Linked DNA regions of Mus musculus: region 2 is linked to region 1. A link is a loop called in an ENCODE intact Hi-C map of the cell type or tissue named here. Cell type or tissue: heart. All regions are shown on one strand. Each heading gives the region's core, and the rest is flanking DNA. Links, peaks and the distances in the headings are about the cores only. Region 1 holds the start of Ehbp1 (EH domain binding protein 1). Region 2 holds the start of Otx1 (orthodenticle homeobox 1).

Region 1 (15,219 bases), core at 4,162-12,161:
GGGCCAAAACGGGGGAGTGGGTGGGTAGTGGATTGGGGGGGTGGGTATGGCGGACTTTTGGGACAGCATTGAAAATGTAAACGAGGAAAATACCTAATAAAAATAAAATAAAATTTAAAAAGAAAGATCTTCATCTAGATGTCTCAAACTTTAAGAAACTTTAAAACAAAAAACCTGATTTCTCCCACCAAAACTTTCTCCTCACCTACCACCTCCATCCCTCTATAGTCGTTGCTGACCTACACTGACTTCACAACCTACCAGCATGTTCAATCTGCTGTACTTTCCGTGTAATTATTTCAAGCTGCACCAGTACATCATTTGTCAAAACTCACTCAGTTCTGCATTTAAACAATTCTGCAATTCTCTGTTGGTAAAAAGTATAAATTATGCCTTAATCCAATATGATGGTAGTGGTGGGTTTGGGCATATGTTATACAAACAGAGCCATTTTCCATAGAGCCACCAAAAATAGATAGATACATACATACATACAAAAATGAATGAATGAATGAATGAATGAATACTTACAGGCCATTGCCATTGCTCTTGGTTACCTCCTCAAAACTTGAGGGTAAGATTAAGATCTCCATATTATTCAAGATAACACATACTTGAGTCAGGGAACCATGAGAAATCAAACTGGTACTGATCTGGCTAGCTTTCACAGCACTGGAGGTGGTCTATGTATGATGCCTGAGATGAAAGTATTCAACAGTCTTCCCCAGCCGTGAACCCTGAAAACTACAATAACAACTGCCTGGGCTGGATATATCCACTAGTACAAAAATTACTCAAATGCTATGGGAATGAATAAGCAATCACTTTCTGACTGTATTTAAAAGCCCATTCCACAAAACAGCTCAAACCTGGCTCCACTAACTGAGACTAAAACCTGTGGTTGACTAGGTTCGAGGCCCTAAGGAGTCTGCTACTACTATGCTGTGCCCTGGTTTGCCTTCTGTTGCTGTGACAGTACAGTGGCCAAAAGCAACTTGAACAAAGAATGTATTTGGGTTATAGAGGAAAACCAAGTCAGGAATTCAAGGCAAGAATCTGAAGGTAAAAGGCAGAAACTAAAGCAAAACCTGCGCTTGCTTTCAGACCCACATTTATACAGCTCAGGCCCACCTGTGCAAGGCTGGTACTGCCCACAGTGGGTGGGTCTTCCAACATCAACTAGCAATCAAGAAAAAAACCCTACAGACATGTCCACAGGCCAATCTAACAGAGGCAATTCTTTAACTGAGTTTCCCTCTTCCCAGGTTGACTACCAAATTAACATAGTATGAAACTGTCCTCTAAGTTATTTTATAGAACCCACAACTAATCAATGCAGAGAACAAGAGACTGTGCATTGCTCAGCAATAAATGGGACATCGACATTGCATATATGCACACACACATGTCATAGAAGAGGGGGTAGTACACTGTAAGAGCTATAGGTAGCAGACATCTGCAGAAAAAGCACCACAGTACCAGACACGATAGAGTTGTTATTCATATAAATGCAATGCGGCTGTGGCTTCCTGTGTAAGATCTGCACAAGAGCTAGCCAATCAAAATCCCAGGGGAAAGGCTCCTGATGTTCTGGCTCCTGGGTATGGCAAATGCTTGAATCTCAGGAAGATTTTTAAGAAGTGAGGTTCTAAAAGGTAATGACACCTATATACATAGGCCACCACCCTCACAAAGCATTAGGCCCTAATGAGGCCTAGTGAAATCCTGTTTTTCTTCATATAGTTTATTCTTTCTTCCCTAATTTACACCACACCTTTTTTCTTATCCTAACCACGTTTATAATTCATCTTTATGATCACTCACTTTTCAATTAGAACCTCTACATTTCCCTCCTCTACTTCCATTCTTCCACATCTCTAGAGTAATACACAAAACCATCAAAGTCGGCCTGGGGTCCAGCTGCGTGGCAGGGAGCACTTCCCATGCAGAAATCCCAAAGTGTAATTCCCAGGACTGCAAAAGTAAATAAATGAATAAATAATAAGTGAAATGTAAACGTGGCTGATAAAAATATTCTTTCTGTGTGTTCAAGTGTATTTTTACATACTTTAAACAGATTTTAAATTCAGCACACGTATAAAATAATTTGAGTTCTGGCAAGTATTTAAATCAAGAATGAAAAAAAAATGGAAAAAAGAGAGAAAATTATAGGATATGAGTTTAGAAACTGGGCCTGATTTGTATTTTCGCAAGAACACTAAAGCAAAAGGAATGTCAACTAAAATGATTACAATCAATTTTTTTTTTTTTTTCTGAGACAGGATTTCTCTGTGTTGCCTTGGCTGTCCTGGAACTCTCTTTGTAGACCAGGGTGGCCTCGAACTCAGAGATCCACCTGCCTCTGCCTCCCAAGTGCTGGGATTAAAGGCATGAGCCACCATGCCCGGCTACAATCAATTTTTATATCATGAAAATTCTTTAAAGTTCTACTTAAGGATCTACTTACAAATAAAATGCCTATACAGACAATAGATACATTACTTAATGGGCACTATCACCTTATCAGCTTTAAACTGAATTTTTATTAAGGATTTATTTATTTTCTTATTTATTTATTTACTTTATATGTATGAATGCTTGCCTCCATGTCTGTACATCACCTTTGTGCCTGGTGCCTATGAAGGTCAGAAGAATGCAATGGACTCCCTGGAGCTCGAGTTCAGCTGGTTATGAGGCTCTGTGTGGGTGCTGGGAACCAAACCAGCATCCTCTGCAGCAAGAGCAGTAAGGACCCTAGCCACTGAACCATCGCCCAGCTGCTAAGCTGTATTTTTAAATGAAAGCAAGAAAGATTTCACAATATGGTACTGTCCATCTGAAAAATTACGGAGCATTCAAGTCCTTCCAGTATTAAGTCCATATATAATCATAGACTCTGATTTAACTGCCAGACCCTTAATGACCATAATTAACATAATCAAGCAACCTATTCAACTATAATCAAGTTTGATTTTCACTAGTTGCTTTAAGATGTGTTAACAATGGCGTAAATGTTGCACAAGGGAAGAAAAACACAAAACATGCTACAGATTATGAGGAAGAAATGGATTTTTTTCTTTGTTGGTAGGGGTTTTTTAAGGTAGGGTCTCTCTCTAGCACAAGATGACCCTCTTGCTCCTGCTTCCCTCATGACTAGATTACAGGTACAAACCACCATGCCCCACAAGAAACTGACTTTCATTTATGTCTCTTCTCTTTCTTCTTCTTCTTCTTCTTCTTCTTCTTCTTCTCATTTATGTCTCTTCTCTTTCTTCTTCTTCTTTCTTCTTCTTCTTCTTCTTCTTCTTCTTCTTCTCATTTATGTCTCTTCTCTTTCTTCTTCTTTCTTCTTCTTCTTTCTTCTTCTTCTTTCTTCTTCTTCTTTCTTCTTCTTCTTTCTTCTTCTTCTTCTTCTTTTCTTCTTCTTCTTCTTCTTCTTCTTCTTCTTCTTCTTCTTCTTCTTCTCTTTCTTCTTCTCTTTCTCCTTCTCCTTCTCCTTCTCCTTCTTCTTCTTCGAAACAAGGTCTCACATAATCCCATACTAACTGGCTTTGTAAGATAAACCACCCTTGAATTCCTGATCTTCTGCCTCAATCTGTCAAGTACTAAGATTCCAAGTGTGTGCCACCAAACCCATCAATAAACTGATTTTTTTTTTCTCTAGCTGAAAAATAACTTGAATGTCTATGCTGTTAAGAAATGAGATTCATGAGAACCCTGGCAACAACCCAGGCTGCTGTTTGCTCTCCACAAAATCATGGCAAGGCCCTACCTTAAATCATGGAAGTAACACCCACACAACTCACTGAACATGGGGAAGTGGAGCTGGTGTCTACCTAGAGTCTCCAACCCCATTGTGTAGATTTCTTGGTACCAGAGGCACCTGCAATCACCAACTCAGCTACAAGCCCTCTGATCTACAATGGTGCCCTGCCTGCATGGAATGCTAATGCAATGGTGGCACAAAGCTTGTTGGAGTAACCAACCAGTATCTGGTTTGATTTGAGGCTAACTCCATGGGCTGGAATCCATATGTTCCACTATTTGGGTGCCAAGAACCAGGGACTAAATAGTCAGGGACCTAGGGCACAACCAAACATTACCAGTCTACGTAAAGAATGTAGTAATAAAATGACTCCTAATAAACATTCTACTGTACTTATAGATCAGTGCCTTGCTCAGTCATCATCACAATAACTTCCTCCTGCAGCAGATGGGAACAAATACAGAGACCTACATGGAGATAATATTCAGAGAATGAGAGACCTTGAAACAATCAGCCCTAAAAAGGTTGTCTTCATCAAATTCCTCCCCTCAGGGCTCAGGGAGCTCAGCTGAAGAGGAAGCAAAAAAAAGTATGTGAGCCAGAGGTGATAGAGGACTCCAGGGAAATAAGGCCTTCTAAACACAGCAAGACTATGCAGACTTGAGCTCATTGAGACTGAGGCAGCGTGCACTAGAGCTTAATAGATGAGGTCCTAGTGCTGAGAGGAGATGTGAACATAAGCCCCCATCCCTAACTGTGACGCTATCTCCAAGTGATAGTCTCTTGCCAATGAAAAATGGGTTTTCTCCAAACGAGTCTCCCCGAGGAAACAAACCACACTTAAGGTAGGCTATGTGCCCAGGAGTAGATAGTGAACACAAACCATTTATTTTTATTTTTATTTTTATTATTATTATTATTATTATTATTATTATTATTTTGTACCCTTCAAGTTTTATATATATAGTATGGCTTCCAGTTTTGTGTGTTTATGAGATTCCTAAACATGCGAAGGGGTATGTCTCTGCCTGTGTTTCCGAGTCTATATCTGTTTCTTGTACCTTTTCTTGGTCTGTCTTCCTTTTGTTTATCTTGTCCTGTTCCTTTGTTTTAGTTTTATCTTATTTTGTTATTGTCCCTCAGATGCCTGTTTGTTTTCTAAGGAGACCCAGAAAGGGTGTGGTTCTAGATGGGAGAAGAGCTGGGAGAAACTGGAAGGAGTAGAGAGAAGGGAAACCATAGTCAGAATATATTGCAAGGGAAAAATATGTTTACAATAAAAAGAAAGAAAATGAGATCAATTCAAGTATGGGGGCTCACACCTACAATCCTAGGCTCATATACACAGGCAGGAGATCTGAGTCTGAAGCCAGCCTGGGCTTACTGTGAGACTGCCCCATAATTAGATTCAAAGCTGACGTTTCCAGTGTACTACCAAGTTAAGAATGGATGCAATTGGACCACCTTCCTTCTTGGTAGGTCCCTAGCCTTTAAAGGCAGAAGCCTGGTGTCGGTCTAAACTTCTCCTTCTCCCTCTCACCATTCCTCCCCATCCCCGACTGACAAGACCAACCCTCAAGTCCCATCACTTTTCACTCTATGTGCTCTTCCGCTCAATGCCCTCCAGACCCTCTGCCAGTAGCTGGTCCACACACCAATCCTCAGTTTATCAACAGCAACAGTTACACTACCAACACTGCCTCAGTTACCCACCCTCTCCACACCACAGCCTGACAATTTTCCAATTACAAACCTAAACATCTCTTCATCTCCAAACTTCCGCAGCAACCCTGTCACCAACACATAGTAGCCCAAGCTACTAATAACAACATAAGACTTCTATGACTAGAGTTCTTCCAGGCTTTCAGATGCCCTACCGTACTGTGATTCCCCTCAACCTACACTCTTATCTAAGGAAAGTGCTTGAATTTGGATCCTAGAGTGACCTCAAACTTGAAATCATCCTGCCTCAGCCTTGCTATAATTACAGGGATGCCTCGATCCAGCCAGCCCTCATGCTATACCTAAAGCCTCATGACATAAAGCCATACCTTGAATTCTAAGCATGCATCCTGCTGGAGGTTATCTAAATGTGTGGATTTTCTAAAATGTACCTCGTTTCTTCCTCTCTGATTTGATGTACAACTAAGGTTCTCTAAGATTCAGCCTGAAGCTGGGGTAAAGTTCTTGCACACAGCATGAAAACCTGAATTCCATCCTGAGCATCTATGTAAAAAGCCAGGAGCAGTGGCATATTGTCTGTGACCTTGGTGCTGGGGAGGTGAAGACAGGATCCCTGAGGCTTACTGGCCAGCCAGCCTAGCCTAAGAAAGGGAAGTGAGATAAAATACACTAAAATGAAGTCAACCTCAGCTGAGAGCCCAGGAAAGCAGAGAAAGGCACCTGCTTCCTTACTGGCATCATTCTTCATGTGCTGTAGACTGAGAACCCTATGGATAACACTGACATCTCATGGGCATTTACTACCTCCCTGTTCTAAACCTTTTACAAAATTAGTTGATTTAATCTTCTACTAAGTGGTACCATTACTATGCATATGGAGACTGAATTATTGAGAAGTAATATCCCCAGGATATCCAGCCGGGTAGAAACATACATATTTACATTACTGAACCTATCACAAGTGAAGTTACTTAAGGGTCCTTACCATGGCCTGTGAGCTCCTTGAGGGTAGGGAGGATGCCATTTCTGTCCCCAATCAGCAGTTTATGTATATAAACTAGGTAGAATATGAATATATATATATATGTCTTGAATTATTTTAAAATAATGTTCCTTACAAACTAAAAAAAAAAAAAAAAAAAAAAAACCCAAAAAACTAAGAATGCTAAGGTGGAGCAAGCCTTCTTTAGCCAAGAGGACATTAGAAAGTGAGCTTAGTACCAAACATGAGATGACAGTCCTTGATGAAATGGATTTATTTTGTGGTAGTGCTTAATCGCTATAATAAACTAAAATTCAAAAGACCATTTGCTTAAGATTAACTTTTGTCCCTCACTATGTAAGGATTCTCGTTTCTTATCATTCATAGTAGTAAGAGAAAACCCTAAATTTACTTTCCTCAAATGGAAAGAAAGAGGCAAATGACAGACCATTGCCACTAATTGCTTCCTTAAATCCTGCCAAGAAATGTATCCCATTAGGCAATTAAAAGAAAAGACAGTTGCCTGACTAAGCACTTCACAAGAGAATCTCTAAGGTTGTGTGCACTGGCATTCCATTATTCAAATACTGAAAAATACTCTAAGTAAAATGAAAAAAAAACAACAAAATAAAACCGCCATTCTATATGATATAAATTTCTATATTGAGACATATGTGATGTTAAGATAACCATTCTCTGTTTAAAATTATAAAAATAAAGTTATTCTAACACCAATGATAAATGACCATAAGACCAAAACTACTATACTTAGGTGTGTTCTCAGTTGTAGTCCTCTGAGACGATCTGAAATGGAGTGATTAAAATCCACAGAGACAGTACCAGCAACAACAGTGCACACACAGTACTTGTTAGAGTATCTGCACCGTCCACAGCTTCTACACACTTGTGTACCACTGCAAGGTAAACTGGCTACCAAAAGACCCACAGTCCAAGCTACAGGATGGTTAGGCAACAAGACATTAATCTACCCCTAAGCACGTCTTACCATTTCTTTGTACATTCAACCATCAGCTCCTGGTAGGAGGCCACAAACTGGAACTTGGATGCATGTTTTCCCACACGCTGCAGTCGCTTCCAAACTGAAGCCATGGTGATAGGCCAAGAGACTGGAACAGTTCTGGATTAGCAACACAGCAGCTTTGATAAAGCACACGAGCCTTGCATGTATGTCAGTACTTTCAACAAAAACTAGAACTTGAAATGATGCTTGGCGTCCATAAGTCTTCTCCCTGTCTCACAGGGTAAATCCTATCTTAGATCAATGGCCCAGTCAAGAACAGCTGATGTACAGGACAGGATGACTGAGAGGAGGTTCCCTCATGGAGACATCATCATTCCACTTCAGGGACTATATGACGTGGGTTCTGGAGAACTGAAAAGCAAAACACAGACAGAAAGAGAAAGAATATGAGGACAGACGCATGAGAAGTGTTAGATAAGACCGAAACAACCTCTGCTATCTGCGTGGTTTTCAAACAATGAAACAAAACCCCGGCCTCAAAAGCCAGTAACATCAAGGATGGAAGATACTAAGGAAGAAATGACAAATCACACCGAAGACAGGCGGCAATACACCAGGTTGTCAGAACCAACAATTGAGAGATGCCAGTCGGGCCCTGCCTTCCCTACCTAGCATAGCAGAAGGAAGAACAGGGCGGGAAAGTCAGGATGCTGTTTGATATATCTACCACCAGTTAGGAGTTATTTTTTAAATAAACTTTATTTTTCAGCTGATAATGAATAGCCTCGAGCTACTGAATATGTACTTAGCACAACCAGGGTGCAGGGAGAAATGCTGGTTCTGTAGGAGAGGGAAATGGATGGAGAACTAGCAGTGGAGGGAAATCTCACGGCAGAGAGAGGGCAAGGTCCCAGCTCCAGGCCACTTTGCTTCCCCTTCACCTTGGCTGCCAGGAGGAGGGGAATGGAAACTCCTGCCTGGGCTTGAAGCGATGACCAGCCAGGCCAATGGACAGTGCGAGGTGCGGTGCCTCCCTCCCCCATCAGGGGCAGCCGGCCTGAGCCTCGCCTCCTCACGCACCGAGTGCAGACCCCTGTCTCTCCGCAGAGACAGGCGTTGCCAGCTGCGGTCCCTGTCACCCAAGCCTTGCTGTTAGACCCCAGCCTCGGTCCCCGAACCCCGGCCCCTCCGCTCGTCCACTCCAAGCCCTCCTCACACCTCTAATCCCGCTGTCCCCTCCTTAGAGCCGCTCCTCGGTCGCCGCCGCCTCAGAAGCAGCTACCGCCACCGAGTCCTCCATCCCTGCTGGAGCCGCGTGGAACAGCGAAGCCCGGCGCGGTGCTCGTTTGCGGGAGCCGGGGTCTGCAGCTTCCCGGGCGGACGACGCCCGCCCCCTCCCGGAGCAGCGCCCCCTCCCCGGCAGAGCGCCCAGCGACCGTCCCCCTCCGGCCCGCCCGCCCGAGCGAGCCCTGCCAGAGCCGCGGTTCAGCGCCCAGATCCCCCTCCCCCGCCTCCCTCGGCCGCCACCACCATCATTACCTCCCCCGCCGCACCTCTCACACTAACCCTACCCACGGCGGCTCAACCTCCGTCCGCCTCGCCGCCATTGGCCGAGTCTGCGGGAGCCCCGCCTCCTCGGCGGGCGGGCCTTAGGACGAGCGAGGCACTCCATTGGTAGATCTTCATGCCGGTCATAGGGGATCCACCCCCCCAGTTTTTTTTTTTCCCTTAGGTGGAACCCGCCCGGTCTACCCTCTTCTTCTTTAAAAAAAAAAAAGTGTAAATCACGAAGGACGATCCCGCCCATTCCCTGGAATGGTTGAGGGCAGCGGGAGGCGGGAGGACTAAGAATGTTTATAGTGAACTGGAAAGCCATTGCAGAAGGTGGCTGTCCGTCAAAGGCGCCGTGGCTGCTGGGCAGGGTTTCTGGCTCCTGGTGTATGAACTGAGCAGAGTCTGATTCCAGCGGCTGCCAGAGACACTGAGGTGCTGTGGTTTCTCTCCTATTCTCTCCCATCCCCACCCACGAACTGGCTGCTCCTCTCCTGCGCCACTAGCAGCCAGCGGTTTTGCACACACAGCCTTTATTTCACTCAGTTCTTTCCGAGTTTTTCCCTGACCTTGCCAGGAGCCTGCCCCAGGTTCAAGGAGGGCTAAACTGGACATAAATGTTTACAGTACAGTCTCTTCTTGTCCTCATTCTCAGCATTTCTTTGAATCTTGCATTCTCGTGTTCCTTTGCGGTCTCATTATCCTCTGGTATGAGCTGTGGGTGGATTAGGGAGTGGTTGACTATGTGGAAAGGGTGGTTAAAGGCAAGGGAGAGGACGAAATAACTTAATAGTTTGAGAGCAATGTTGTTTACGTCTATTAAGAGGCAGCTGACATGGCCTGAAACTGTATTTCCAGAGGTTAGCATGGTTTTCCTGCTTCAACATCCAGGTTACTGAGATCGCTGAGATGTTAGGTGTACACCCTTGACATCACAAGTATATAGCACAAGATCCCTTTTGAGGCTGTGAAAGCTATAGACTTCTCAAGGGGCAGAAAATATCCATCCTATCCAAAAAACAAAAATTTGCTTTCAGCCTTAGATGTTTCACAGACATCTAAGGTGTAGAGAAAGAATGAAGAATAAAATTACAACTTTTCGGGACTAAACAGTAAAGTCAAATTAAGGAAGCTAGGGATGTACCTAAGAAAGGGGGTATGAGAGAAAGGGGGAGTCAGAAGAGGGCAGGGAAAGGAAGGGGAAGGGGAGAGAGGGGAGCCGAGAGTCAAAAAAGCAAAACTCAGCAATTCCTCCACAAGGAATGAGCAAAGAGTTTGGAAAGAAGATGGAAGCAAGCATGAAAAAGGCAAAATGCAAATTGTTTTCGGACTAATTCCTAATCTTATTAAAGTTGGAGGCAAATTTGTTAAACTGACTTTAAAGTTGTTGGTGTTCTGGGGAGGATTCTTTGTAGGAGGGGAAGGAGGAGGGTGTGAGATCAGCGTATAGGAAGCAAGAATCAGATGGAATACACCCAGGAGAGTCAGAAAGACAGTCTTGAACCCAGTATTAAATCCCATTTTCACTTTCAGGAAAAGAAAGTGATTTAATAATGCTATATTCAAAAGTACATTTTATAGGAAATGGCATAGATAGCACTTGTTTTGCTATAGTCTTAATTCTAGAATGTAAGACAACCAAAATAATGTATTTTTATTTTATATACACTATATAAAGTGAGTATGAGTGTGATTTCTCAGATGTCATTATGCCATTGTGACCTCAGTAATACATTCTGCTTTGTTAATAGGTACTGTGTGTATAAACCTTTTCAATGGATAATTTATAGAAGTGGTCATAAACTATCTTCGTCTAAATTTAAAAACTCACCTGATAATCAGGTGGCTTCTACTCTACTTACTATTATCATAAGCTCTCAAATGTTCTAATATGGTCACTTTGGTTTCCCTTGCTTAAAGAGGGTACTTTATTGTATAGAAACTATCTAAAGATCAATGGAAATGAAAGGGAAGTGAGAGGGAGGGAGAGAGGGAGGGAGAAGAGAGGGAGGAAGGGAAACTAAATCTATAAGACTCCTCCCTCAAGTTGTAGAAAATAAGAGTCCAGTAGCCTTTGTTTTGTGTTGTTGTTGTTGATTTTGAGACAGGGTCTTTCTATGTAGCCCAGCTGTCCTGGAACTCTATGTAGACTGGGGTGGCCTCTAATTTACAAAGATCTGGCTGCCTGTTTCCTGAGTGCTGGGAATAGAGGCATGTGCCCCTATACCCAGTCTAATATTTTTTCTTGACTGTTATCTCACTTTTCTTTCTAGCTACCAAGGTAGCTATGGAAAGAGTTAAATTGTCCACAGAACAAGGGAAGACATTAACTGTAGACCTTGACATTGTTCTGCTGCTGAGCTCAAGTGCATGGGCTGGCTGCTAAGAGCTGCACAGAGCAGCAGCTTCTCTCCACAATACTTTTAAAAATAACCTGTCTAGCAACTAAATTGATTGGGGAACTTTAAATATAGACTATTCTGAAATTGTTTGGTCTGCTTAGCCTATAATTAAATACCAACTAAATGTTGACCATATTAAATGCTATTAATAGTACATTAAAATAAGTTTCTAGTCTCAAAGAATTTTCAGAAACAGATCTTAAGTGTGCATGCAAGAGAAATTACTATAACCTTTCTGAGATCGAATTTCCTAGTCTGTAAAACCAGGAAACATACCCAGCTTTCTGAGATGTAGAGAGGACAGACAATACGACCATGAAGTGTCCATCATACAGTAAGCAGACAAGTGATAGTAGTATATGTTATGTTTAGCAGCAAACTTAAACAAGAAAAAAGCAAAACGTTTTCAAGAATACCTGAGCAAACAACTACTTGGCATGACACGTCTCTACCTGAAGGGCTGGCAGACAGTCTGCTTGCCATCATTAGAGCTAAGGGCTCCCAGACAGTCCGCTTGCTCACCATCATTCCTCTAGCAGTAACACAAATGCATACCAAAAATTTGGGTGGATTTGAGACTTTATGATAATTACTTAGTATCTACTTGCCTTCAATCTTCATGGCCACCCTGCATGCCACATTAACTGGAATCATCTGACAAGCTACAAGTTACTTTTTCCTGAAGCTTTGTGTGCATCCTGCTGACGCTTCCTCCTTGCAGGATTCCTGCCATGTTTCTGCTTTCCCTATTCTAGTCCACTGTTAATACATGACTTGACTTAGTATCAAGTCTGTCCCAGGCTTAATTTACATATAATAGACCTTTGGTTTCTGGTTGCAAAATTTCAGTTTTACTGAACAGAAGAGTCTATACTTTCTTAAAAATTAAATTTTGCCTATAAGTATATCAAGCATAAAATATAATAGGTGGGAAATACCATACACAAATCTTATACCTTCTTTGATATATAAATTTAGAAAAGGACACAAATTATTTCCACATCAGAAAAGCCCAAAATAAAGTTTACAGTTAGGATATGCAGCTAAAGGCTTGCATTATTGTTAACTTTCCTGGTAACAAAATTCTTTGGGTTTTATTATTTTCACAGTAGAAATTGTCAGCAGTATTAGTGCAGGATTTAACTACTGCTGGAATTTGTGCCTAAGAACAAATTTTACTCCAGATAACAACACTGCAGGTGTTTGCACTTTTGCCAGTTACCATAGCAGTTATGCTGTACACAAAAATATTACTGCAGTTTATAACTCATAATGGAATTGTTGTAAAGCCATAACAAGCAAAAAAAAAAAAAAAACCACATAATCCCAACTAGCCTGAAACAATTTTTATAACCTAAAAAACCCACCATGGCAAACTCTAATGCTATTGAAATTTTAACCAACGGTTTTTACAGTTTTTCTAAATACTTCTTTTTACCCTGTGGCATTCTTAAATATCTCACCACAAGCTGATCTTTCCATTACATCTCCACTTCACTTAAGCTGGCCTTTGCTCGTTGTTTCAGGGAAGAAATAGAATAGAATGTAGACAAATGGAATCCTCAGCCCCTTGGTGTCCTGAAAGCTTAGCCTTTGGAGAATAAGGAATAGAATCTAGGTAGAGATTTGCATTGCTCCACACAATAGTCTCTAGTCACAAGTGACCAGAACACAATGTAACTGGTCCAGATTGATATGTGTTGTAAGTATAAAATATGTAGTGTTCTCAAAGAGTCACTGTGTATAAGAGAACATAATATATACTTATTAACTATTTTACATTGACTACACACTGTCATTATCACAGTTTTAATATACTGAGTTAAACTTTACAAGTAATTTCTCTGTTTCTTTACCTTTTTATTCTGGCTGCTAGTTGTTTTGTTTCTGTTTTGTGCAAACCTCTTAGAGAAGAAAGGACCAGGCCAACCTGAACCATGCATCTAGATCAACCTACCAGAACTTAGAACTGACACAGTCCAATCAAACTTTAGTGTTACACAAAATATTCTATACCCACCTAACCAGTAGATATCCATAAGCTACTTGAAACTATCTGGACACTTAACACCTGGTTAATATAACTGAATAGCTTGAGTTTTACTATTAATTCATTGTAATTACAACAAATACAAATAATTGTAACTGGCTGGTGACTACCACAGTGGACAGTGCAGAGAAGCATTGAGGCTCTGGAAGGTTCTACACAATTCCCAATTATCTAAAAAGGTGCCAAAGTGTTAGAACCACACAAGGAGCCCTGCTGATAACCCCAGACTCAGGGGCAGTCAGAGGTTAGATGCTTTTGAAATCTGATCTAAAATCTTGAGAGGAGTAAATGAAAAGCCAGAATGAGGTGTTTCATCTGGCCTGTCCCAGATGCCATGTGAGCCCTCTCTTCAGATGCAGTCTCTGCCATACTGACAGCAAGTACACATATACCACCCTGTGGTGGTTTGAATATGCTTGGCCCAGGGAGTGACCTTATTAGGAGATATGGCCTTGTTGGAGTAGGTGTGGCCTTGTTGAAGGAAATGTGTCACTGTGAGGGTGGGCTAAGAGACCTTCCTCCTAGCCACATTGGAGACAGTCTTCTCCCAGCTGCCTTCTGATCAAGATGTAAAACTCCTGGCTCTTCCAGCTCTTATGCTTCCTGCCTTGATGATAGTGGACTGAATCTCTGAACCTATAAGCCAACTCCAATTAAATGTTGTCCTTTACAAGACTTATCTTGGTCATGGTGTCTCTTTTCAGCAATGGAAACCCTAATTAAGACACACCCCCTTCCAATATTGGAGCATAAAGTTGAGATTTGGTTGAGTAATGGAAAATAGCTGAGGTTTTTTTTTTTTGCAAACCTGACTTTCTTTAGATTGAGGTGTGTGTGTGTGTGTGTGTGTGTGTGTGTGTGTGTGTGTAGTATTTATACGATAATTCTAAAAGAATACTTAAAATGTGTTCTTTTTTAATTATTTATTTTTATTTATATGAGTACACACAGCTGTCTTCAGACACATCAGAAAATGGCATCAGATCCCATTACAGATGGTTGTGTAGCCACCATGTGGTTGCTAGGGATTGAACTCAGGACCCCTGGAAGAGCAGTCAGTACTCCTAAATGCTGAGCTATCTCTCCAGCCCCAAAATGTGTTCTTTTTTAACTCTCAGACTGATGTGAAAGCCCAGAAAAGCTTCATCAGCCAGTCACCATCCCAGCAGTGTATGCTAGCATGTACCTGTAAACCTAACACTTGGGAGGCAGAGGCAGGAAGATTGTAAATTTGAAACCAAACCAGGCTGTAGTGTCAGACCCTATCTGATGGATGGGCATTAAAATAATCTTTTTTTAAAACCTAACAATACAGTATATTCTTTTGTGAAATATTTTATCCAGATCTGTAAAGTTAGTCATAAGGATGCTTTGCGCAATGGCCTGAAATGGTACTATGTTAAGAACCTAAACTGTATGCTAAAACTATATGCAGTCTGGGCTAGCCTTAAACTCATGATCCTCCTATCTCTGCCTCTTGAATTCTGGAATTAACCTGGGTCTGGCTGATAGAAGCAAGTGAGCATCCTCGACAGCCTTTAAATCCAGGTAGATACAGAGACCATCCACCAATGATTCACATGGTCAGTTATTGTTCTTAACCAACATACTGAGTGATTAGAAACCTTAGAAATCTTCAAGAATATATTGTAGGCAATAACATTAAAATGTAGCTATTTGGAGCTAGAAAGATAGCATATCAATTAAGAGCACTGGCTGATCCAAAGGACCCAGGTTCAATGCCCAGAACTGGTATAGTGGCTCAAAAATCTTTTGTTCCTGGTGATCCAATATACTCTTTTG
Region 2 (15,219 bases), core at 3,611-11,610, 290 kb before region 1:
TATCACCAAGCCCATTTACCATCTCCCTCTCTTCCCCAACTGTTTTAAAGCAAAATCCTTCATGTGCAGTGTTAGAAGAAGGAGAGATTACAGCGTTAACATGCTAAGTTCTAAAGTCCACTGGTCTCCCTGGAAGATGTAGAAGTATATAGAATCAAAAAGAATAGGCTAGATTTGAAACATGGAGACACTAGCACTAAAATCAGACTCCAAAGCCATCACTTGAATGGCACCAAATATAAACTCTGGGGAAACAGCATCTTCTCTTGGTGCCCTCTCATTAGGAACACAGCCAGACAAAGCGCCATCCAGAGATCCTATGAATTTATAAAGGCCTGTATAATTTTTATATCTCTTTCAAATATTCCTCTCTCTTAAAAGGTAGCCAGTTACTAATGGATTTAGCAAAATACCTAAAACATAGATTATTTTATTTAACATCAAGTTTAAATGCTGACACTGTAACCAACTGTAAGTCTACTTTTCAAAGCATTTGTTAAAAACTTGTAACACCATGTATATTTCATTATTTTTTAAAGTGTAAAAAATCTGTTTTATAATTTCTTTCATATGTATATTTCACAGGAAAAAAATTTTAAATAAATTTTAAAAAGAAAATACGATGATCCCTATTTGAAATAGCTGTGACAGATGATGGTGTATCTTAGAAGCATTCAGAGCTTTACACATACAGAAGAATATTTGTACACTAAAAATATTTTATAAGCTCTTCAGACACTATGCTGGTGAATCAGAGACCGTTTACTCTTACATTTAGTTTTTACCCCAAAGCATCAAAATTAGTTATGATTTATTTATATTCCACTTCAATCCCTCCAAAATTTTGGACTCAAATTCCTTAAATCATAATTTTACAATCTAAACGAATTTCTAAAAATTCCAAAGTTTTCATAAGCAGCTCAATAAAGATTAACCTTTAAAAAAAGGTTTTGTGACCTGGAAATGTAATGCAATTTTGTCTCCGAATACTGGCCACCAAAAAGAGGTACAATTCTTTAGAAGCAATAGATTTTCAATGTTTCTATCATCGATTTATCATCAATTTCTATCATTGGCTTTATCATCGATTAAACAGAGTCCAAATCCTATTTGAACTAAAAGGCTTCTTGAAACAATTCTAACAGTAATCAGGACTTTCCATCTCTCAACAAGAGTCTAGAAACAGGTGTGCCGTTTTGTATATTACAGCACCACTCAACTCAGTTGAGAGCAACATGCACGTATTTTTTTTCTCTCTTTCTCCAAGAAACAAACATAGATGTGTTTAAAAAGCAATTTGGGCTCTCCTGTTTGACTGCCATTTAACTAAAATGGTTAAAGGACTTCCAGACAGTGTTCTGCTCCTTAAGGCTTCTGAAGAACTGCCTAGAAATTGTTTTAAGTAAAATGCAACTCAGTTTTAAAAATACAACTAAAGAAAAACAGACTCAAAATGGAATGTGCTTCCCCCCTTCCCCCCCCCCCCCACACACAACACAGCGTTTCTTTTCAGATAGCAGTACACATCAGCATAATAATTAAAAGGCAGAATTGCTTTCTGGAGAATGATATATTAATAACAGGCAGGGAAACTCTGGCTTTCAAAAAGTATAATTTAGATATCCCCAACACTTATCTAAACATCTTATTTATTTAAGATAACTGAGGTAACTTCCTGTGGTCAAATAAGACATTCATTATTATACAATATTATTTAAGTTATTGATTTTCATTATTGTTGATCTTGAGACTTTTCCATTTCCATGAGATTCTGAACTTTAAGAAAGAGGGAGGCATAGTGTGGAAAACAAAGTCACATGTAACTTTTCTGCCTTTAAGTTTTTTCTTTCTTTTGGGGTCCATGGGGGAGCAGATAGGGAGTTGTTTGGTTTTGCTTTTTGAGATAGGGTCTCCTGTAGCCCAGGCAGGTTTTTTTAACTTACTATGTAGGTGAGGTTGGCTCTGAACTCCTGATCCTCCTGTGTCCTGCCCTCGAGAGCTGGGATTATAGGCTTATGTCACCAAACCCCACTAATTGGGGAACTTTATAAAAATATCTTATTGCTATTCTTAAATTGATTCTACATCAAAAGCCAAGTCATTTTCTGGTCATGAATAATAATCATGCAAATTCTCTTTACCAATAATGTATGTATTGGCTACAGTTGTATATCAGATATATTCATTTCTTCACCTTTAAACACAACCTTGACATCAGACATCTTTGACATCATTAACATTATAATTGAGTCTTCCAGTTAGTAATGAATTTATCTCTTATTTTTTAAATAAAAAAAATCACAATAGCCATGGAGAGTGCTATTTTCACAAATTACAAGGTGTGTGTGTGTTGGTGGTGGTAATTTTCTTTTTAAACTAAAACTTGATGTTTTGGTTTGGTTCAGTTTTGGTCTCTGGACTACAGCAGGTGTGAATCTGCTGACACTAATTAAGGTTTTTCATCTTTTTTATTCCCAAATTCCCGCCACCACCATCACCACCACCCCCCGCCCCCCGCCCCTCGATCCTTTAAGGCTTTTCTAAGAAAGAAAGAAAGAAAGAAAGAAAGAAAGAAAGAAAGAAAGAAAGAAAGAGAGAGAGAGAAAGAGAGAGAGGAAGAAAGAGAAGAAAGAGAGAGAGAGAGAGAAAGAGAGAGAGAGAGAGAGGAAGGAAGGAAGGAAGGAAGGAAGGAAGGAAGGAAGGAAGGAAGGAAGGAAGAAGGATTTGCACACACATTCACAATTGAAATATCACCTTCTTCCCAACCCTCTGTAGCCAATATCAAAGCCAGACAAGCCCTCCAACAAGCCATCTTATTCCCGCGACTCTCCTCAGAGTTTCAGTGGGCCAAGAACTCACTGAGGTAGCCCAACTGTCGTGCCCAGAGCCCTTACCCATGTCCGCCAAGAGCAGGCCTTTCGGCCCTCCGGGGCGAGCGGACAGACACGGGCTGCACTCGGGACGCGTGGAGATTTCGTTGAGCTCCCAGGCCCTGTCCGTGCTGCTCCGTGCTCCAGAGTTCGGGCTCCAGAGACCGCGTAGTTCTACCTGGCGTCTGCGGGCTCCAGCCCCTGACGCGCTTTCGGCTTTGAGAGAGGTGTGACCCAAGGACGCTCCCAGGCCCCCAAAACTCCACACGGGCGACCGCGGCCCGCTGCCCCGACGGCCCGCGCGCGTTCCCGCGGCCGGAGCCTGCGCCCCGGCGCGCCCTCGGCCCTGCGCCCCGACCCAGGCCCAGGCCCAGGGGGAAGCACGTGCCCGCTCCTCCTCGAAGCCTCCTGTTGCAGGCGTGCTCGGCGGCGCGTCTGAGCGGGGACAGCCGAGGCGTCGCCGACGCTCCCACCCACACCGGCCGGCTCTACCAGGAAAGTTCGCGAACCACCGGGGCCAGTCGGGCAAACTGACAACCGCGACGAACCCGAGGCCCGCCCACAGGGTTCGTCCGAGCCGCGGCTAGGCCCAGCCTGGCGGGTCAGGGCCTCGGGGCCTCCAGACCCCGTGGAAGCGGCTGCTGCTCAGCCCCGGGACGCCTAGGGCGGGACCTGTGGGGAGGACCCGGCGGCCTCCTGAGGCCTCCGCCCGGACCTCCAGCCCCGCTTCACGCGAACGCCCGGGGCCCGCGGGCCAGGGGCCACGGCGCACGCGGCAGGGAGCAGGCCCAGAGCAGCCTTCGCGGGGGCGGCTGGCCCTGCAGGGATCCCGCGCGCCCAGGCGGCTCTCCCTCCGCCCCGGGGACTCAGTTAGGAAGCTTGGGCCGGAGCTGGGAGGCCGAACCCTAGGCCGGACACGGCGGGGACGGCTTCCCCGTGGCCAAGGCTCCAGTGCCCTGCCGACCTCCAGCCCCGCGCCAATCTCACGGACTAGAAGCAGGGGCTACCGCTGCCTCCGCGGGCAAGTTTTCGTTGTCTCCTGATTTCCTCCGGCCCGTGGGCAAAGCGCGGCTTCTGGGCTCACCTCCACAGGAGCCGTCAGAACAATCTGGACAGTTCTGGACCCCGAATTTTCTCGGGCAGCAGACGTTATTAATACACTTTCCCTCCACTTTAGTCTCCCAAGTCCCGTCCCAGTGGCCGAGCTAGGAAGAGTAGTACCTACAAGCCCTTCTGTCCCCCCAGACGGAAGGCGAGCTGCCCTCTCCATTCATGGCTGCAGGCCGGGCATCTTCTCCTCTGAGGAAGTGAAACTCGCACTGGTCAATTCGCCTTTGTCTGCTTTAACGAAACTTTACGAAAGATAGATAAATAACTGGACCATTTCTTGTGCGAACTAATGGTTTAGAAAGACTCCTTAGCACGAGGTTGGGACTTAGGATCCCACAGTCACCGTGAAGCCACCGGGAGACGCTTCTCCACTGTAGGACACAGATTTTTTTTTTTTTTTTGATCGTTTTGTTTTCCTTCTTGGCTCAGCTCAGAGAGCATTACACCCGCATCCTTTCCCGCCTCCCGACCCTCTTCCCCTCCCCCTTCTCCCCCTCTTCATTCTGGTGCTGGCAATTAGGGTGAAGAAATCAGTGCCAGGCTCCTGCCTCCGAAGAGAAAGGAGCTGTTTCTGGAATTGAGTCCTGACACCTGTCTCTGTCCTAGAAGGCAAGAAGGCGCGGGGTCAAAACATTGAAGAGGGAGAGGCCGGGCCGATGAGGGGGCACTCCCTAAAAGAACGTTTTGGGGAACTCCCCTTGCCATGACTTCCCGCCTTATTCTTCAGCCTCCAGCTTCGCGCAGATCATTAACACGCGGGTTATTAACACAGATTTCCTCCCTTTTAATCCCCTGAGACCGAGACCCGAAGCTGGAATTAGAAGAGCAACGCTGACAAGCCACTCATTAATTTGCTTTTATTTTCGGGAAATAATGTAGATAAAGAGGAAGAGGAGACGGACTGCCTTACATCTCAACAAGTAATTTGTGATCTTCACATCGGACAAATCAAATTTACAAATTACTTTCCCACCTACTGAACCAAGCGGCCAAAACCAAAACCGATAGGTACACAGGTACTCTCCGCAGATTTCGGAGAAGGAAGGTTCACTAAAAACTCACAGAACAGACAGGGTGTTTGAGAGAGAGAGAGAGAGAGAGAGAGAGAGAGAGAGAGAGAGAGAGAGAAACATTGGACCTGGAACTCGGGCTTGGTTTTCTTTCCACAATGCTGTAATTTCACCTTGTTTGTTTGTCTGTTTGTTTCTAAGCGGAAGCTTTGATACTGTGCTTAGACTGGCGAAGGGTCAGTCGTGCGCCCTGACCAGCCTAGCCCCGACCCCTGTATCCTGACTTAGCTGTTTCCTTCACTTCCGATCCTCTAGCGCCCAGCTTCCTGGAACCAAGCGGGTTTCTTTAATAAATACACAAAGGGAGGTGTGAAGAGGGCAGGACAGCTTTGTAATAACTGAAAAATAAGAACCACCATCGTTTGAGGAAGAGAGGAACGGGAACAAAGGGGAAATAATTTTTTTGCTTCTGTTATATATATATGTGTGTGTGTGCGTGTGTATATATATATATATATATGTGATGTATATATTTTAAAGTTCTGTTTCTTGGACGCTAAAACAAGAGAGATGCTCAGTTCAACCAACAGCAACTAAAAACTTTAAGTGGTCCCTGGAACGGACCTGACTATGTACAGCATTCCCGCTGAGGCGGAAGCTTGAATCAGTCCAGCGCAGGGTAGGAAAGGAGGCTGGGGCACACTCCTGCCGCGAGCCTGGCCCAACGCTCACCACTGGTGAGACAGAAATGCTGGAAGCTCGGGCCTGCGGGTGGGGAGCTAGATCAAGGGCAGCTGAAGGGGCGACAGTCTGCTAGGAGAAACAGTGGAGGGTTTGATTAGGAGTGTGTATGTATGGACACACTCCAAACGGTTGATATACGCCAGTTAGTGACTTCAGTGTCCAGAAAGAATAAATAAAACGGTTGAGCTCAAAACAGAGGGTCAGAGCGAAGAGCCCCAGAAGGCTCCAGGTGCATAAAAGCTGTCCAGAAAGACTTGAAGGGGTGACGCACGAGCTGAGAGCGAGAGCGTACTGCTATTCCGGGAAGAAACGGAGGGCCAAGTGGGAGCACCGGGCCCCACCTCCAAGGGGGAGAAGGGCTGCATCCTCCACCCCCAACCAAGTGGCACACAGATGGGAGCGGCAGTGCAGGCAATGAATATCTTTTGGGGGACTGAAAATTAAGTTTTGGAAAAGCCAAGGCAAAGGCGGGTGGTGCAGCAGCAGCAACAGGATGGGGACCATGGAGGGTATAGGTAGTTGCGTTTCTTCTCCACTTCCTTTCCCTCCTGGGCTCACAAGACCTGGAACCGCCACGAGGCTTGGTCCTTATAGTCCAGACAGTCGGGAGAGTTGAAATTGAGTTTCCAGGCAGAGGAAGCAGCGGCGGCGGCGGGCTCCTTGTAATCCAAGCAATCGGCAGAATTGAAGGCGAGCCCAGAGCCTCCATAACCTTGGTGGTGGTGGTGGTGGTGATGGTGGTGGTGGTGGCCTGAAGATTGGCTCAGTGGGTGGTGCGCATGAGGGTGATGGTGATGATGGCCAGCCATGGAGGAGGGTGCCATGGGGCTAAGCTGGTGCGGGTGGTGATGAGAGTGCATGGGCGCTAGGTAGGAGCTGCAGTCTACACCGCCAAAGTAAGAAGAGGAGGGCGCGGGGTATCCCTGACCATAGCTTCCGCCCTGGCCATAGGACATAGGGTAGGAGGCTGCGGCAGTGGCCGCACCTGCGGCTACCGAGCGCTGCATGCACGAGGCGTTGCTCGGAGCGGCCAGTGGCTCTGGCACCGATACGGATGTCGGCGCTGAGCCCGGCGAGATGGAGGCCGGGCTCCAGATGGACGAAGCAGTAGGCGTGCTCAGAGAGGACGCTGCTGCCACTGGGTTCCCACCCAGGCCCGCGGCCGCAGCAGCCGCGGGGTTGGCGGAGGCACTGGACGCTGAGCTAGACGAAGAAGCAGAGCTAGATACGGCGGGCGGCGTGAACTGGCCGCTGCTCTCTGAACCCGAGCTCTCGCGTACTGGAGACGACTTCTTCTTGACCGGCCGGGTTTTCGTTCCATTCCCGCTCTGCTGCTGCTGGCGGCACTTGGCGCGGCGGTTCTTGAACCAAACCTACAGTGAGCAGGGTGAAGGAGAGGGGATCAGGGGGCTGGCTAGTGGAGCTACTCCTCCGCCCCTCGGACTCATACCCCGCCCAGGATCTCGGGAAGCTCTCAATCCCAGCCTCTACCCCTCCCAGTCCCCGGCCCTGCCAGACCCTGTCCCCTCCCCCGCACGTGCTAGGTCCCCAGCTCTGGCTCCCTCCCCCATCCTTCTGCGCAAACCCCTAGTAAGCCTCCTCTGCTGGAGGGATGCGCACCTCCCCAAGCCCAGCGCAACTCTGCCCGAGGGCGGAACATTTGTGTCTGTCCAGCCAGAAGTTCAGCCATCTCTAAGCTGTTGCGGTTGGCTGCTTCCCCGCAGCCCCGTTTTACTTTGGAGGCCCTGTTTTCCTTGAACAGAGCTCAGGAAACAGCAGAGAGATACAGAACATCGAAGTGTAGGTCAGCCACCAAGCCTGGGGCCCGAGGGGTTTCACCGAGTCGGCTCCTGGAGACTGGAGTTGGTCAGGGCGAATATTTGGGTGGGAACAGAAGCAAAGCTAGAGGCTGGACGGAAACAGCACTCCAGTATTGGGGCTTTTCGAGAAGGAAAAGGTGAGATTTCCTTGGGCCTTTTGGCTCCAGGTGGGATACCAAATGGAATGGCAAGTCATAAACTCGCATTCCTAGGAGAAAGTCCGGGCACAGTGCATTGCATTCCCAGACCCTTCTCGAGCCTTCGGGAAAGAAGTTTAAACGAAAGACCGTAAAGAAAGAATTAAACTAAGTCAGAACTCGATTTTTCTGAACGTTTCATCTCAGAAATAGAAAAGCAAGCATCTGGATTTTGCACTCGACGTCCATTCGGCTGCAGAAAACTCCCTAACCAGACAGAAACTGCCGGCGGAACGCATTCCCAGGCAGAGAGCACTAGGCTGTGGCCAAGTTCCATCTTGCACTTTTAGAATCCCCGGGACGAATGGCAAGGGTGTGAAAGAAAGGCCTCAGAGCTAAGGCCTCAGTTCTGTAGTAGCCAAAGAAGCAGACCCTTATCGAACTTTCAGAGAAAGTTACATCCGGGGAACATGGCTGGCCTCCCCCAAACCAAAAACAAAACGACTTTCAATATTGAAAGCGCCCAGGCGATAAGGAATAGATACTGGGCTCTAAGCCATTCCTTTTAATGTTACCCCTTTTATCAGACTTACGCCCAGCGCTAGGGGGAGTTGGAGAGGGGCTGTGCAGTCAGTGAGAGGGCCCCAACATCAGACAGCCTAGGCCAGATCTTTCCAGACCGGTTCCTGCGTCCCTACCCTACCCCTAGAGCCCCAGGAGCGCGCACCTGGACTCTGGACTCTGGCAGGTTGATCTTGAGTGCCACCTCCTCGCGCATGAAGATGTCTGGGTAGCGAGTCTTTGCGAACAGCGCCTCGAGCACGTCCAGCTGTGAGCGCGTGAAGGTGGTGCGCTCCCGTCGCTGCTTCCGCGGGGTGGCTGAGGGGACATGCGAGAGCGCCTGGAGTCAGCGGTGGACCACAAGGACTGGTGCTAGAGGCCACAAGTAAGTCTTCTGGTAGGTTCAGAACCCCCGCCATAGAAAGAAAGGGCCGAGCTCCGAGCAAACGAAAACTCCCCTGGCCACAGGTGGAACAAAGTGTACTTATTCTACTAAAGGCCCCAGTCTAGAACCTTAGGGCCTTCACCCTCTGTACCTCTCATGCGGTTAAAAACAAAGCCACCCTTTCCTTCTCATCTCCCTAAACCCACACGCTCCCTAACTGAGAGGCAGTTAATAGAGCAGAGGTGGACAGAAACAGGACCAGGGGTCACTTTTTCCAAGAGAATAAACTCATGTTAAATAAGTAGGATCTAGAAAAGAAACCCAGGGCTCAGCTGGAGTCCCCCATCATGCCAGAAGAGTTGGGACAAATCACTGGTCTTGAGGTTTCTCTATGGAGAAAAAAAAAAAACCCTACTTCTCAGGGAAGCTAGACATAAGAAAAATTTGGCTATGTTAGGGCCTAGTGAGTGTCCAGATTCCTCATGAAATGTTGGACCAGGGAAAGGTTTTATTTTTTATATTTTTAAAAAAAGCAACTGAGGGAAATAAATCCGGGGGCAGGGGGAGGGATAAACCTGCCCTCCCTAGCAAGTGGGACACAAGAGGAGCCAGGTTGCAGGCACCACAAGCTCAAAAGTTGTAGGCTGCACTTTCTACAGAGCAAGGCAACAGGCGGCGAGCTAATCACCTTCCTGGGTCTGTTTAGGGACTGTGTGGGCTCAAACTGTAGAGGATGGAATCCCCCAATATTTACAGAGGTTTGAGGGTAGGGGCAGAGGGCCACTGCTCACCAGGGTAGCCCACGGAGGGGTGCAGGAGGTCCATGGCAGGGCCAGCTAGGCCCAGCCCGTTCATGCCGTATGGGGGTTGTTTGAGGTAAGACATCATGCTAACAGCCGGGTGGAGGTGCCCCGACGGATCCAGGGGGCCTGAGGCCAGGAGCAGTTCAGGGCTCCCACTGCGAAGTCCTTCAAGCTGTTGCTTCTGGGGGCCTGGCCTAGGGAGACAGCAGACACATGGAAACCTTCACCCGCAGTCAGTTTGGCTTTCAGCTCCTCTAATCCTTGAATGGGGAGGGGGCGCGTGCTAGGAACTGCACAGCAGGCAATCCGAGAAACGTCTTCTCCTTTAGCTCGGCAGCTACACAGCTTCTCAGGAAAGTAAACTTTTCCCACATCGTTCCTTCCTCTTTTAGGGCTTGACAAGGGCCAAAGACACTCCTCGAGTGTCAACAGGAAGGAAAAGTTAAAGCGTGATCAGGCTGAGGAGGTGAGAGCCGGGACCGCGGAGGGTGCAAAATCCCAAGTGAAGTCAATTTTTTTTTTAGTGTGGCGGAAGCAATTTGCTCAAGCAAATGTTCATTTGGCGCCGGGAGGGCAGGCCGCACAGAGATACCGGGTTATTTCGTTTAGTTTGAAATATTTTTGAAAGAGGGACAAAATGGCAAGTAATACAGAGGCCCAAGGTGAATACACCTTGGGTCGCCAAGGCTCACTGGCCACATCATTTCTTCAAAGATCTCCAGCGCTGCCTCCTACCCCAGAGCCTGCAATCACCTTTCTAGTTGACCTCTCTGGGCCCCTAGCACTAAGAGATAGCTGAACAGGAATCCCACCGCACCTCCAGGGTAGATGCGGCCCAGGCCAGGCTAAGGCGGCAAGAAGACGCCAAAGGCACCACAGTAGAAGTGGCAGTTTCAGGATGCCGCCCAAGGTCAGGGGTACCTCCGAGGCGGTCACCCCTCTTCCTTTGCTCGCACAGGCGGGCCTTCTTTCTACCAAGTCTGCTAAGCACACCGAGTCCCACCAGAATTTGATGGCCAACCCAGCGCCCCAAACATTCTAGGGATTTTGGAAGGCCTAGCGTGCCAGGTCGCGTCGCATCGGCCGTCCTATATGAACCCGATGGAGAGCAAGGAACTAGGCCTCAGGTTGTAAAGCTCACGCACAGCCGACCGGGAGGGCGAGGCTCGGCGCAGACACTCTGAGCCCACGCAGCTCTGCTCCAGCAAAAGAAGGGGTTCTGGGAGTATGACTGGGACCGGCGGGGGGCTTGAAGCTACATCCCAGGACCCAAGGGTAGGAGATTCCGGGGAGAAAGGGAGGTAAAACTAAAGCAGCTCCCCCATCCCAACTCCTTTCCCCGCCTCAGCCCTGGGGGACCCTCAGCCTAGACTAAGGGGGTGGGGGGAGGTCAGCGAGCACATAAGGCGGAAAGGAAGGATTCAAAGAGCTTGGGCCGAAGGGCCACAGGCCTGCAGCCTCCGCGGCTAAGCCCGGCTGCGGTGTGAGTTTTCGAGTACTTTCGTCTAACTTAGCAGCCCAGTTCCGCAGCTTCGGAGGAGGCGGGGGAGGGGGCGGCCGGCTCCCGAGCGGCCTGGGGTCCCCAGGGCAGCCAAGGGGCGCCCGGCCTCTCACTCCAACCCCGCCCACCTGCCCCGGACAGAGGTAGCGGGGGTCGATTAGAGGACGGGGAGACGAGAGGGGCCACCATCGTCCCGGGGTGGCGCGCGGCCCGGCGACTCCCTCCTTACCTGCCCTCCGCAGTCGCGGCTTTTCACCATCTACCTCTCGCCTTCACCGAGACTCGCCGGCAGCCAACCTGCAAAACGGAGGCGCACAGGTATTACCCCGGAGACGGCGGGACCCTAGGCTTTCCTCTTCCCTCAACTTCCCTCTTCCCGTCTCCTGCATTTTTTCTAGGAGCTCTGTGCGTGTACCTCCAGGTTTCACTTTATTGCTCAAACACTTTGTTGCAAAGTCCCACATGCTTTTCCTCTCAAGACCTGGCCTCGCCCGGGACCCGGGGGGTGGGGTGGGTGAGTAGGGGGTGTTCGAGGGACAGAGTTAGGAGGTGGCTTGCGCTGGCAGCTGCACTCTCTCGGAGCAAGCCGGAGGCGGTAGGGACTGGAGAAATCCTGCATAGTCACTTGGCAAACTAAATAAATCAAGCAATTTACCTTGTCGGAGTGGCTTGTCTTGCTCGGTTGTTTAGGTGATTGGAAATGTAGCCTGATGAAGATTGATCACCTTTCTACTGCCCTCCCCGGGTATGTGAACGCGAGGCGAGTGCGTAACGGGGCTCGGCCTCCAATAGGGGGCCTAGAGCGGACTGAGTGACAGGGAGCTGGGCAATGGCGAGCCCGGGTTACCTCCGCGCGCCCCCGCCCTCCCTCGCCCCCACCTCCTCCCTCCCCGCGCGCCGGCCCCGCCCCGGTCGCGCGCTAACTCTGGGTCTAGGTTGGCAAATTCCGCTCAGAACGAGTTGAGGAGGGCGAAGGCTGCGCCGGAGTTGCTGGCACAGAGGGGGCCCCGGGTCCCAAGGCTCGCCCGAGGGCCCCCGCCCTCCCCTTGCCCGGGCCGCGCTCCGGAGGAGTGGCGTCAAGCTGCTGGATAACCGGTTCCTGCTCGCGCGCGCGCGCCGCCAGGCTCTGCCGCACTGTGGGAGCCAGGCTTCCCAGGCCGAGGACTCGGGGCGTGCTGGCCCCTGGCACTCCTTGATGCTCCCTGGGGCCCCAGCAACTCCTCCTCCGCTCCCCCACAACCAGCGGTCGCCGCCGGCGCGGGCTGCTGAGCGGAGCCGGGAGTGGGGGTGCAGCTCTCGGCGCGCAGGGCGCCCTGCGGCGACCCGGGACTCTTGCGCCCAGAAAGAGCACCGGCAGGGGAGGCGCCGCCAATTCCCAGCTGCACAGCGTTTCCAGGGGCTCCCAGGCAGTCTCACCAAAGGTGTTCGCAAGTCCTAAAAGCTTCTTCGGAACCGTTGGAACTCAAATCTCCTTACATTCTCTCTCTCTCTCTCTCTCTCTCTCTCTCTCTCTCTCTCTCTCTCTCTCTCTCTCTCATGGATTTGATAGAAAACTTTCTTTTTCACAATCTGTCAGTCTTTCCAGATCTCCACCTACAACGAACAGTCTGGTGGAAAATGTGGCTACACACCCCGATCCCTCTCACTTCATTTTCTACACCTTACTGGAGGAGCCTCCTCGAAACAATTTCCCCGGATTGTTCTTACTGGCAGACCCCAGTTTCCAGCCGAATAAACTTGCTGAGATCGTCTTCTTGTGTGTACTTTTCAAAGCGAGAGGGAAGAGTATTTTCGGCCCAACCCCGAACAAGGCAATATTTTTACATGGCATCTCCTACTGAATACTAGGGACCACACTTACACTCTTTCCTAGTTCTTTTTCCTCATCTTCTGCCGTTCTCACCCCAACAGGCGGGCGAAAAGTTTGAACCACAGTATGTGCGTGGGTGAGTTCGGCAGCCGCCGAGAGCAAGGTAGAGCGGAGCACCGCGATGCCCAGGCCGCGCGGTCCGCTGTGGTCGCTGACCGGGTGCGGGGCGACCAGAAGGAAGGGGGGAGCCCGCTGAGTGAAAAGGGCCGCGACTGCCGCTCATCAAAGTGCTTCTCCCCTCCCCCACGCGACACTTTTCTTTGGAGTCCGAATAAAATACGGTAACAGAATATGACGGAGGGCACACTGTTTCCTTAACTGCTTCTCAAAGGACCGAGAGATCTTCTTAGGACCTTTAATAAGGCTTTGGTCGGTTCTTTTGTTGGTCTCTCAAAATCAACTCCTTCTAATTGAAGTTGGAGCTGAAAGCGAGCTAATGTTCAAAGAAAGTGGCCGCCAGACTAACGAAATTACATTTTTTTTTTTGAACGATGAGGGAACATCTAATCAAAGGGGCAGGGAAGGAGGGGTGTGAGAGGGGACTACGGAGGAGAAAAGGAGGTTTTACAAGATCCTTCTCTGGTTCACAAAAGTCAGCGACACGGGCGCTTCTCTCCAGAACAAAGACACCGCGGCCCATTCACAAAAGCGAGAGAAAGAGAAAGCAGAATAAAAGAACGCGGGGAAAGGGGGGAAATGAGAGTGAGAGAGATAAACCTGCAGGCAGAAAAGAAACAGCGCAGAGCACAGCGCTGGCCGGAGTGAGCACACACCTTAGGCTCTCAGGTCCCTACCAGAAGTAGACCCCAAGGCAGACAGACGATCAGTCTCAGCCACCGGGACTTTCCTGAGTTTAAAGAAAGAAACGAAATATACTCCTGCCCCCTTTTCCAGGGAAAGGCGCAGGCTAGGGTGCACTAGTTTGGCGGGCACGAAAATGTTGACGTCCTGGGGAGTGAACTGAAGGCATCCCTGTCTGGGTCTCCAGGCTGTGAGCCTGGGTTGGCCCTCTGAGGCCCGGGGCGCCCGTCCTGGCTAGAAAACTCTGCTACTCTGGCCTCTTTGGGGCGGGTTCGTTGGCAGTCTTAGAACTTCGCCTGGGTCAGGCTTGAAGAAGTGGGGCGGCTGTACGCATAGGAATGTGCCGGCGAGGTCCCTAAGGCCCACTGCGAGGGAGTCGGTCGCTGTGGCTTCTTGATGCTGTCTCCCTTCATTTTCAGGGAAATGGGAGGAATCGAGTGGCAAGGACCCTACCGCCACCACCCCCCGCCCCGCCCCGCTGCGCCACGAGAGTATTTATCTAATCCCAAATTGGAGGCGAATTTTCTTAATGCTCATCCTGTAAAACCTTGGGATTAAGGAGAAAGAAGCAGCAGAGGGGGTGGGGGGAGGGGAGGAGAGAGAGAGAGAGAGAGAGAGAGAGAGAGAGAGAGAGAGAGAGAGAGAGAGAGAGAGAGAGAGAGAGAAGTTTCTTGAATTCAGCTCAGAAGACTGAGGCAGCCTTTGCTAGGCAAAGGTACGGGTCGGGGGTACTGGTCCAGAAGCTTCGACAGTTCTCTCAAAGGATACTTGTGCATCCAGGGCACAGTAGGGCCAGTGTTGGAGAAGTGGGTGGTGGTGGCTCAGTTTAAGGCCCATCGGCCAGCTGGGTGCAGCATCTAAGTAATCTCACACACACTGTAGAGGCATGACTCTAGAAACACTTGGGACTGGAAGGGGCTTGGACCCCTGGCCAGGAGAAAGTTCTGCACCCGCCCTCCACAAACTCCTCCATCCTCCCCCCACCCCCACACCCGGCGGCCCTGATCCTTTGTCTCTCCACACTGAGTGGGCTTTCTAGGTTTCTGTCCGCTGGCCGGCTGGGTTCTTGCTTGCCCTAAGGAGCGGGACTCCAGGCACTGTGCTGAGCTGCAGTAACGCGACTCCTAGGCTGCGGCCCAAACCCGGGCCACGCTCCACCGCCGCTGAGGGGCGTTCGGGCGCTGCAGAGGGAAACCCCACGAGGCTGGGAACCAAGCAGGAGGGGCCCCCAATCACTAGCAAAGCTAGGGGAGTTTGGCCACCTGGAAGGTCTGGGGCGGGCCTGGGAGAAAGGGAAAGCGCCTTTCTGAGAGGCCCCTGGAAAAGGGAAGGTTTCTCCAATCCACCCTAAACCGATCCCCAGGGTGCTCCGGGGCCAGGCGGTGAATTTCCTACCTGGGATGGGTTGGATTCTTAATTTTCCCCAGAGAGTAGCAACTTGCTGATCTGCTCTCATAAAGAGGACAAAGACTCGATTTCATTTAGTTCCAATAGCTTTTCATCAGAAAGAAAAAGAAAATTCTTTGCTATTAGGGAATTGTAGTAAGTTTTTACTATTTTGAAATACGAGTAAGTGGAAATGGCAGTATACTTTTCGAGTAAAGTGT

Evidence for each region. A loop is a pair of places that touch in the nucleus more often than their neighbours do. Peaks named below come from ENCODE experiments on the same cell type or tissue, not always from the same donor. Only the 100,000 strongest peaks of a DNase experiment are listed, where the experiment ranks them.
Region 2: it touches region 1 in a loop (3-fold over the local background); 3 of 42 quality-filtered maps call a loop at or near these places.

What each region holds. Positions count from the first base shown.
Region 1 is chr11:22,278,051-22,293,269 of GRCm38, forward strand. Ehbp1 (EH domain binding protein 1) reads right to left here and starts at 8,745. Exons shown (of 25, transcript NM_153078.4): 1 at 8,632-8,745; 2 at 7,438-7,824. The coding sequence starts at 7,541. In heart, for the core only: CTCF peaks have their summits at 8,484 and 8,694; DNase peaks (open chromatin) are centred at 8,431 and 9,061; H3K4me3 peaks cover 2,789 bases; H3K27ac peaks cover 2,321 bases.
Region 2 is chr11:21,989,952-22,005,170 of GRCm38, forward strand. Otx1 (orthodenticle homeobox 1) reads right to left here and starts at 11,700. Exons shown (of 5, transcript NM_011023.3): 1 at 11,597-11,700; 2 at 11,171-11,238; 3 at 9,429-9,634; 4 at 8,419-8,570; 5 at 4,813-7,107. The coding sequence starts at 9,525. The coding sequence ends at 6,289. It overlaps Gm32517 (a long non-coding RNA gene), which reads left to right and starts at 8,548. Exons shown (of 3, transcript XR_003949861.1): 1 at 8,548-8,637; 2 at 9,833-9,906; 3 at 10,483-10,633. In heart, for the core only: no CTCF peak of the experiment used is centred there; DNase peaks (open chromatin) are centred at 6,760 and 11,450; H3K4me3 peaks cover 2,901 bases; H3K27ac peaks cover 612 bases; H3K27me3 peaks cover 5,604 bases.